Linked DNA regions of Homo sapiens: region 1 is linked to region 2. Evidence: chromatin contacts called from ENCODE Hi-C or POLR2A ChIA-PET data. All regions are on one chromosome and are shown on one strand. The core of a region is the stretch at or near the end of the contact, and the rest is flanking DNA. Distances in the headings are between cores, read along the strand shown.

Region 1 (3,422 bases), core at 677-3,176, 500 kb before region 2:
GGGCCTTGCCCTAGGTGTTGGAGGAAGAGGAATTTCTAGCTTTGTGTACAAGGTGGTGGGAAGTAAGAATTGCCTGTAAAGAGGGCCAGGCCCTTCTGCTCAGAAGCTCTGATGGCTGAAAGAGGGTTGGATAGGGGTGAGGGGGCTGCAGTGCTCCTGGGATGCGCAGACTACTGGGTTGAGCCACAGCTGGGAACGATGACCTGGTGCCTGTGTGCGAACAGTGGCCCCTCATCAGTCAGTGCCCCCTGCCCCACATGTACACAAGCTGCCCACCTCGGAGAAGGGCTCTTGCCTGGAATAGACCTTGCATCATGCAGTGGAGTTGGGGGTGGAGGAGCAGAGGGATGGGGAGCTGAGCTGATCCCAGCTTGAAGGGAGAAAATCCTGTGGAACTGACTCATAAGCAGCAGGCTGGGAGCTTAGGGCTCAGCAGATGTGCAGCTGGGAGTTTTAAGCAGGAGCCTCTTGTCCTTGATCCTGAATTAACTAGAGATACCGGGGCTGCTGAGATGGATCAGAATGACTCAAAGGGGACTTAGCAGGCAAGGTGACTGGGGATTAACCAAGTTGCAGGACAGAGAGCAGGGGCTTCAGAAACCAGCAAAAAACCCAAGTGGATGCTGAGCGAGCCCGGGAGACTCTGGGTGGCCGGTGGGGTTCTGACTCCAGGACTAGTCCCATTCTATTCCTACTCATTGTCTAATAGCCAGAAACCCTGTGGCTGGGAGGGAGCAATGGATGGGCTTACCTGGCAGGAAGGACAAGGGACTTGCTACAGGTGAATGCCGGCTCTGAGCCAGCACCTCATTTGACTGTCACATGAATGTCGGGGTGCAGGAGGCCCCTGGTGTGCTGGTGAATGTTTCACAGCCAACTCTGGGTGCAGCGGGAGCCTGATATGTAGTGCTTGGTGACCTCCATGGTGGAAATACTCCCAAGCTACCAAGGTGATGTCATGAAACATGGAGTTGGTCAGAGGCGTGGACAGTTGGGAGCACACACGAGCTGGCTGTCTGCACACACAGTAGACCGCTGAACCCTCCCCATTTTTACAGAGGAGGAAACAAAGTCCACAAGGGGAAAGAGGAGCTCCTGGAACTCCACATCCTCCTTGCTTTAAACTCCCTTCTGGCCAGGGAAGAAGCCTGCTCTTTCTTTGCATTTGTCCTCAGATGGGTGGGTAGGGCTGGGACAGCGGCCATGGCTGGCCACGGTGGCCGGCCTTCAGCAGGTGTCTCCTTCCAGGAACTGGCGACGCCAACCCCGCTGTGTCTGAAGATGCCTTATTCAGGGACAAGCTGAAACACATGGGAAAGTGTGAGTCCCACTCAGGCCCCGCTTCCCTCCCCAGCTTTTCTGAGACAGGCCCTGTGGCCTCCCAGGAGTGAGGGAGCCCCTCAGCACATGTAATGCAGCTGACTCTTGGTGAACCAGTGACATTTTCATCGCAGGCTGGCTCCCTCAGCCTTCCTGCCTCACTTCCCTCTACAGCTGAGTCTAGATACAAATTAAGTTTTAAATCCTCTTGAGCCAGATGTCTGCAGAAAAATAACGTGCCACACATGCCCTCACCGCAATCCTCATGTTCACGTTCTCTGTGGCTCGAGGAGGCTTGGCCGGAGCTGACTGCACAGAGAGGCCCTTGCTAAGCCTCTGTGGGGGTGGGGGACCTCTTTCCACAAAGTCCTACCAGCCTTGAATGCCCCCTTCCCTCCCCCTCACCTCCCCGCCACACAGACCCACAGCCATGTGTGAATGAGGCTGCGATCCTTTCAGGCTCCATTTCAAGGAAAATCTCGGATTAGTCATGGAAATCCCAGAACCAACTTTGGAGGTGGCTAGGGGAGGGGCGGGAAGGCGGTGGCGGCGGGAAAGCGAGCCAAGATGCGTTGCAGTGTGTTGCAGCTGGGGAGGGAATACTTGGATCTTGAGCCGCCTGCGGTCCCTGGGCCTGGCTCAGGGTGTCCTGTGCTGCCCCTGCAGGCTGACCCAGGATGTAGCCTCTTGCTCCTGGGGTGGCGTCCTCAGGGGTCTGCGATTCCTGTCATCTCTCCCTCCTCAGCTCCCACCCTTGCCTGCCCCCTGCTCCCTCTCCGGGGGGCCTTGGTCCTCCCCTGGCCTTTCCCACACCTGGGAGGAGGCCATCTGGTGTGCTGGCTGCTGAGAGAATGACTCACAGGTCTCTCTGCCCCCAGCCACCCGGAGGAAACTGTTTGAACTTGCCCGAGCCTTCTCAGAGAAGACCAAAATGAGGAAGTCAAAGAGGAAACACTTGTTGAAGCATCAGTCGTATCCTTTCCAGCCTGGCACTGGTGGGGGTGGTGGAAGCCAAGGGCCATGGAGCAAGACCCCTGTTGGACTCCCTGCAGCTGTGCCCTCCCCTGGGAGTGGAACCCGGCTCTGTGGCCTTCCCTTCCTCCTCCCCTCTCCTCCATGAGCTTGGCCACCAGTCCACTGCCCGTCTCTCGTTGCCAACCAGGGACCAGGCCTAGGGAGCAGGGCAGCAGCTCCTGTCTCCCTTCTGTAGGCCCAGAAGTTGTCCTATTAACTTTTTTTTTGGTCTGAGGTTATGTACTTCTTGGGAGAAAAAGTGGTTCTTCCATCAATATCAAACCTTCCCTTCATTTCTCTAGTTGAACTGGTGCACGAGTCCTCCTCACTCCAAGCATGTTGGCCCTCCCTTCCTCGAGTAGAAATACGGCTTTCCACCTTTTTATCAGAACTCCTATTCATGCTTCTCAAACAGGGCCTAGGATAGCAGAGGCTCAGCAGCCAGAGGGAAACAGGGAGGAAGCTGTTTCTCCATCCCCAGAGATGTAAGCTGGGCGAGAGTGTCAGGGCCTGGCCATACCACTGACCTCAGGAAAATGAGCCTGGGGGACAGTACTAAGGGTGTGGGGGGTCAGGTGGGTGTGTCAGGTACCTCCAGAGCTTTGAGGGGTGGGGCAGAGAGTCAGTGGGACTGGGAGGACTAGGGCAGTGTCCCCTCATCCCTGGGACGGTTTTCCTGAATGGCCTGGCAGGCTGGGGGCTGCCGCGTCAACAGCCAACCTCCTGGATGATGTGGAGGGCCACGCGTGTGGTGAGGCTGGAGGGGAGTCGTAAGCTCCAACTTCTCTATGATCGGTGATCTCCCAGCGGAGTTCCTGGGTGTTTCATGGGAGCACCCGCCCTGTCCCCTGGAGGAACACACTGAGGGTTGGTGGGCAGGTGACCCAAAGATATGGATCCCCCTGACTTGGTCGACATTGCTTCCCCCTTTCTGCAACCCCTGAAAAGGGGCCCTAGCCCTACTTCCACCTAGATGTGTACCTGTAGCATGAAGTGCCAGGTACTGTTTCTGGGGAATATTCTTTTGGGTGTGAGGTGGCAGACAGGCCTGCCCCCATGGGGGACCCTCGGCCTGAGAACCAAGCACT
Region 2 (3,327 bases), core at 609-3,108:
AATCTCTCAAACTTTTGGTGAGGTTAGAAAATAGTACCATTCTCCTTATCGGGAGGGCCAATGTAAGATAAAAAAAATTTTAAGAGATTATATATAAGTATATATATTACAAATTTTTTGATATTGTAAAGGAGATTATATATCTCATATATATAAGCTCCTTTATATATTTTTCATATATATTTATATGTAAAATCTCCTTCAAAATATCCATAGCCTTTAACCCCAAAATTCCACTTCTAGGTAAACATATTAAGGAAGTGATCAGAGATGTTGCTAAGGGGTTATGTACAAGGATATTCCACAATGTTACTTATAATAATAATAATAAATCACTAACCAGCTAACTATTCAATAACAGGCTTTGGTCAAATAAAGTATAATTGTAAGTCACAACACCACATAGACAATAAAAACCACAACATAAAAACAGTGAATGAGGAAAATATGATAAAGTTATAAAGGCAGGTTAGCCAATGATTTGTGTGTGTGTGTGTGTGTGTATACCTGTGTCTCTATATAATTTTTTGCCCTTTTTTTTTTTTGCCATGAAAAAGGACAGAAAAAAATGTACCGAAATGTTCATAGCAGTTATCTCTGAATGGTAAATAGTGGCGTTGGGGGGATTTTTACTTAGTTCTTGCAGTTTTCCAAAATTTTCCCAAGTGTTTGTGATTGGAGGAACATGGCAGAAGCAGTAATCAATGTTCTAAATAAACAAACTGCCCAAGTCTCTCCTTTCTGTAAACGTCTAAGTTGGAGTTAAAAACATTTTTATCACAGACCAATCTCGTAATTTTACCCCATCAACTGGCTGAATGGAATAAACATTACAACCTTGCCATGTTTTGTGGCTGGAGTGGTGTTTTATTCTGTTTTTTAATTAATTAATTTGAGTCACGAGCATTTGAGATGTATCTATTTTACGGGGCTGAAATTTACATTTATCTCCTTTTTAAAAGCCCATTTAGCAAATTAACAAGAAAACAGCAACACTCAGGGAAGATACTGAGCCTACTGCATGCGTCATATATAAAAGAGCGACTATATAATTGACCTTACAGGATTCTCCTGCGGATCAAATCAGATTGTCTTGTAAGGAACTCTGGAAAAAATAAAATGCTATATAAGTCACAGTGAAATATTAACATTAACATTTAAAGTCCAGCTGTTTGGTGACTTCAACACAGGGTTTCTTCACTCTAATAAGGCCATTCATGTCTGAGCACCAGGGATCTGTGCATCCTGACCCTCAGTGCAAAGCTGTATGTGGCTGTGTTGTAGCGCAAGTCTCTGGGTAAAGGGTCCATAACTTTCCCAGCATGATCCCTGGGCCCAGTCAGGTTAGAAACACAGCTCACAGAGGTTAAATCCATCACCTGGTGCTGAGGAGTGTTACCTAGCCATCAAAGCAGGCGTAGCAGAATCTCAACTTAAAACCTAACAGAAACATCTTGTGGTCAACTGGCCATCATTGAATCCCAGGAGTCTCATTCCAGTCTTAGGACTAACTCCTGATAACACCCCCAGACCTGGTCTCTGGGCAGAAAAGAACATGAGAGAGCAACAGAGGCCACAGATGGGACAGCAGCCTTGGGTCAAACACTGGAAGGCAAAAGGCCTTTCCAAAGGGCCCTTTCTTGCTACCAGGACTCTGTGATATTGCAAAACAGAATGGCATTTCTTCTATTTGGAAAGATATACGTAATCCTACTCTTTGCTGATTCACACTGTCCTTTTCCACAATCTAGCTGCATTTGTGAGGTTCTGCCTAAATGTTTAAGATATTTCGATTAAAAACGCAAACAGCAGCAACAATCACAAGACCTTAGGCACCAGGGCAGGCCTGGGCAGGAAAGAACACACAGATTCCCCTTCCACTAACCTCAGCTTTCACGGCTACTCAAACCAATGGCTTGAAATTAACTCACTCAGTTAATCATTCAAACTCATGGGCTGGGCAAATTTTAACGTTTCATTGTTGGTTTACAATTAACCCAGCGACAGTGTTTTAAGGTGTTTGATTTTTAATTAGTCTACTGATTTGCCAGTCTGGTTAACAATCCTTTATCCCTGTGCCCTTTATTCTGTCTTCTATTCTTGTTAAGAAATGAAGAGCAGAGATTACTCTGGCTCTTTTCTCCTGGAAACCACTCCAGACTATGGCCCCTTCCTTTCCCAGGGACACAGGATATGGAGTTAAGAACAGAAGGCATGAGGCCTGAACACCAGGATTCTGTGTGACCTTGGGCAAATTAAGGTAACCTCTCTGTGCCTCTGTTTCTTCATCTATAAAATGGGATGACAGCTTTTACTCACAGGAACAGCGTGACCATTAAATGAGATGAGTCACAAAAAACCCTCAGATCAGCACCTGGCACACATGTGGGCCCTGGGCCCCTCTTTTCCCTTCCTTAGTAGTTCAGAAGCTTTACGATTTCTTAATCTGAACATGTCAGTATCTTCCTTTGCAAAACCAAGAGCAGCTGAGAAAGTGTGTGCCCCATGGAATACTTTCTAGGAACAAAACCAGAATGAATTATTCATCAACAGGAGGGTCCCTTTCCCTGGCAGATTTAAGCATGCCTATTAAGTAAGGTCTGTCCAACCTGCTTTATTCCTAAGAGGACAAACAGGCTCAAAGACTCAAGACCCTTCCCAAGGTCATGCTGCTTAGAATCCAAGGTCCCCGAGCTACAACTGGCTGCCCCTCTCATTATGCTGTATTCTTGCCCCTTTCCCCACTGTAGGTTGATAGATGGTGTAAAGAAGGAATGGTATGTGTCCAGTGACACCTGCTGCCATTCTGGCATAGCTGACAGGGTGGCATAACCCTGGCTTGCTGCAGGACAACTGTGACGTCACTCTCAACAAAAGAACCGAAAATGGTACAAACAGCACCCTGTCATTCCCACCACCAGAGGTAAACAATGCTACCAACCATCAGTAGAGCAAAGCACACCTGGGAACTAGCTTCACCAGTATTTCCATAAACCTCACCAAATGACTCTGAGATGCAGCCTATTTTGGAAATTCCCAGTAGAAAAAAATCTCATGGTGAGGCCAGGGTGACCCTATTTCTGACCCCCACAGACTGGGGAGGAAAAGCTGACACACTGATATTTCAGGCATGCCGTTCCTTCCTTCTAGAATGCTTTTTCCTTCCTTGTCTCTCTGGTAAACTTCTATTCATCCTTCAAAACCGAGGTAAGAAAACCACTTGTCTTGAAAGCCTTCCCTGACAATCTCCTCTCCAGCTCACTCACAAGCACCTGTTATCTACCCCTAGAGCTCTGCCTACCTTAGTACCTAGCATATAACTTCAAC

The links. A loop is a pair of places that touch in the nucleus more often than their neighbours do. ChIA-PET counts read pairs that join two places held with the same protein, here RNA polymerase II (POLR2A). Pooled maps may share reads with other maps.
Region 1: a loop to region 2 is called in a pooled map, with 3 times the contacts of the local background. The contact joins two enhancer-like sites. A Hi-C loop is called at or near these places in 1 of 50 pooled maps. POLR2A ChIA-PET finds 5 or more read pairs at or near these places in 4 of 52 experiments (MCF 10A, Panc1, activated CD8-positive, alpha-beta memory T cell and 1 more).

What each region holds. Positions count from the first base shown.
Region 1 is chr17:57,867,020-57,870,441 of GRCh38, reverse strand. It overlaps CUEDC1 (CUE domain containing 1), which reads left to right. Exons shown (of 11, transcript NM_001271875.2): 7 at 1,249-1,320; 8 at 2,199-2,292; 9 at 3,027-3,085. Among named protein-coding and RNA genes, the nearest start is that of MRPS23, 19 kb to the right of the region's middle. RefSeq lists enhancers at 1,171-1,811, 2,226-2,315, 1,329-2,528. Within about 2 kb of position 1,926, at least 31 of the 41 ENCODE cell types and tissues checked have a DNase peak (open chromatin) inside an H3K27ac peak, as active enhancers do.
Region 2 is chr17:57,368,727-57,372,053 of GRCh38, reverse strand. All of the region lies in intron 5 of MSI2 (musashi RNA binding protein 2), which reads right to left. Among named protein-coding and RNA genes, the nearest start is that of MSI2, 110 kb to the right of the region's middle. Within about 2 kb of position 1,858, at least 6 of the 41 ENCODE cell types and tissues checked have a DNase peak (open chromatin) inside an H3K27ac peak, as active enhancers do.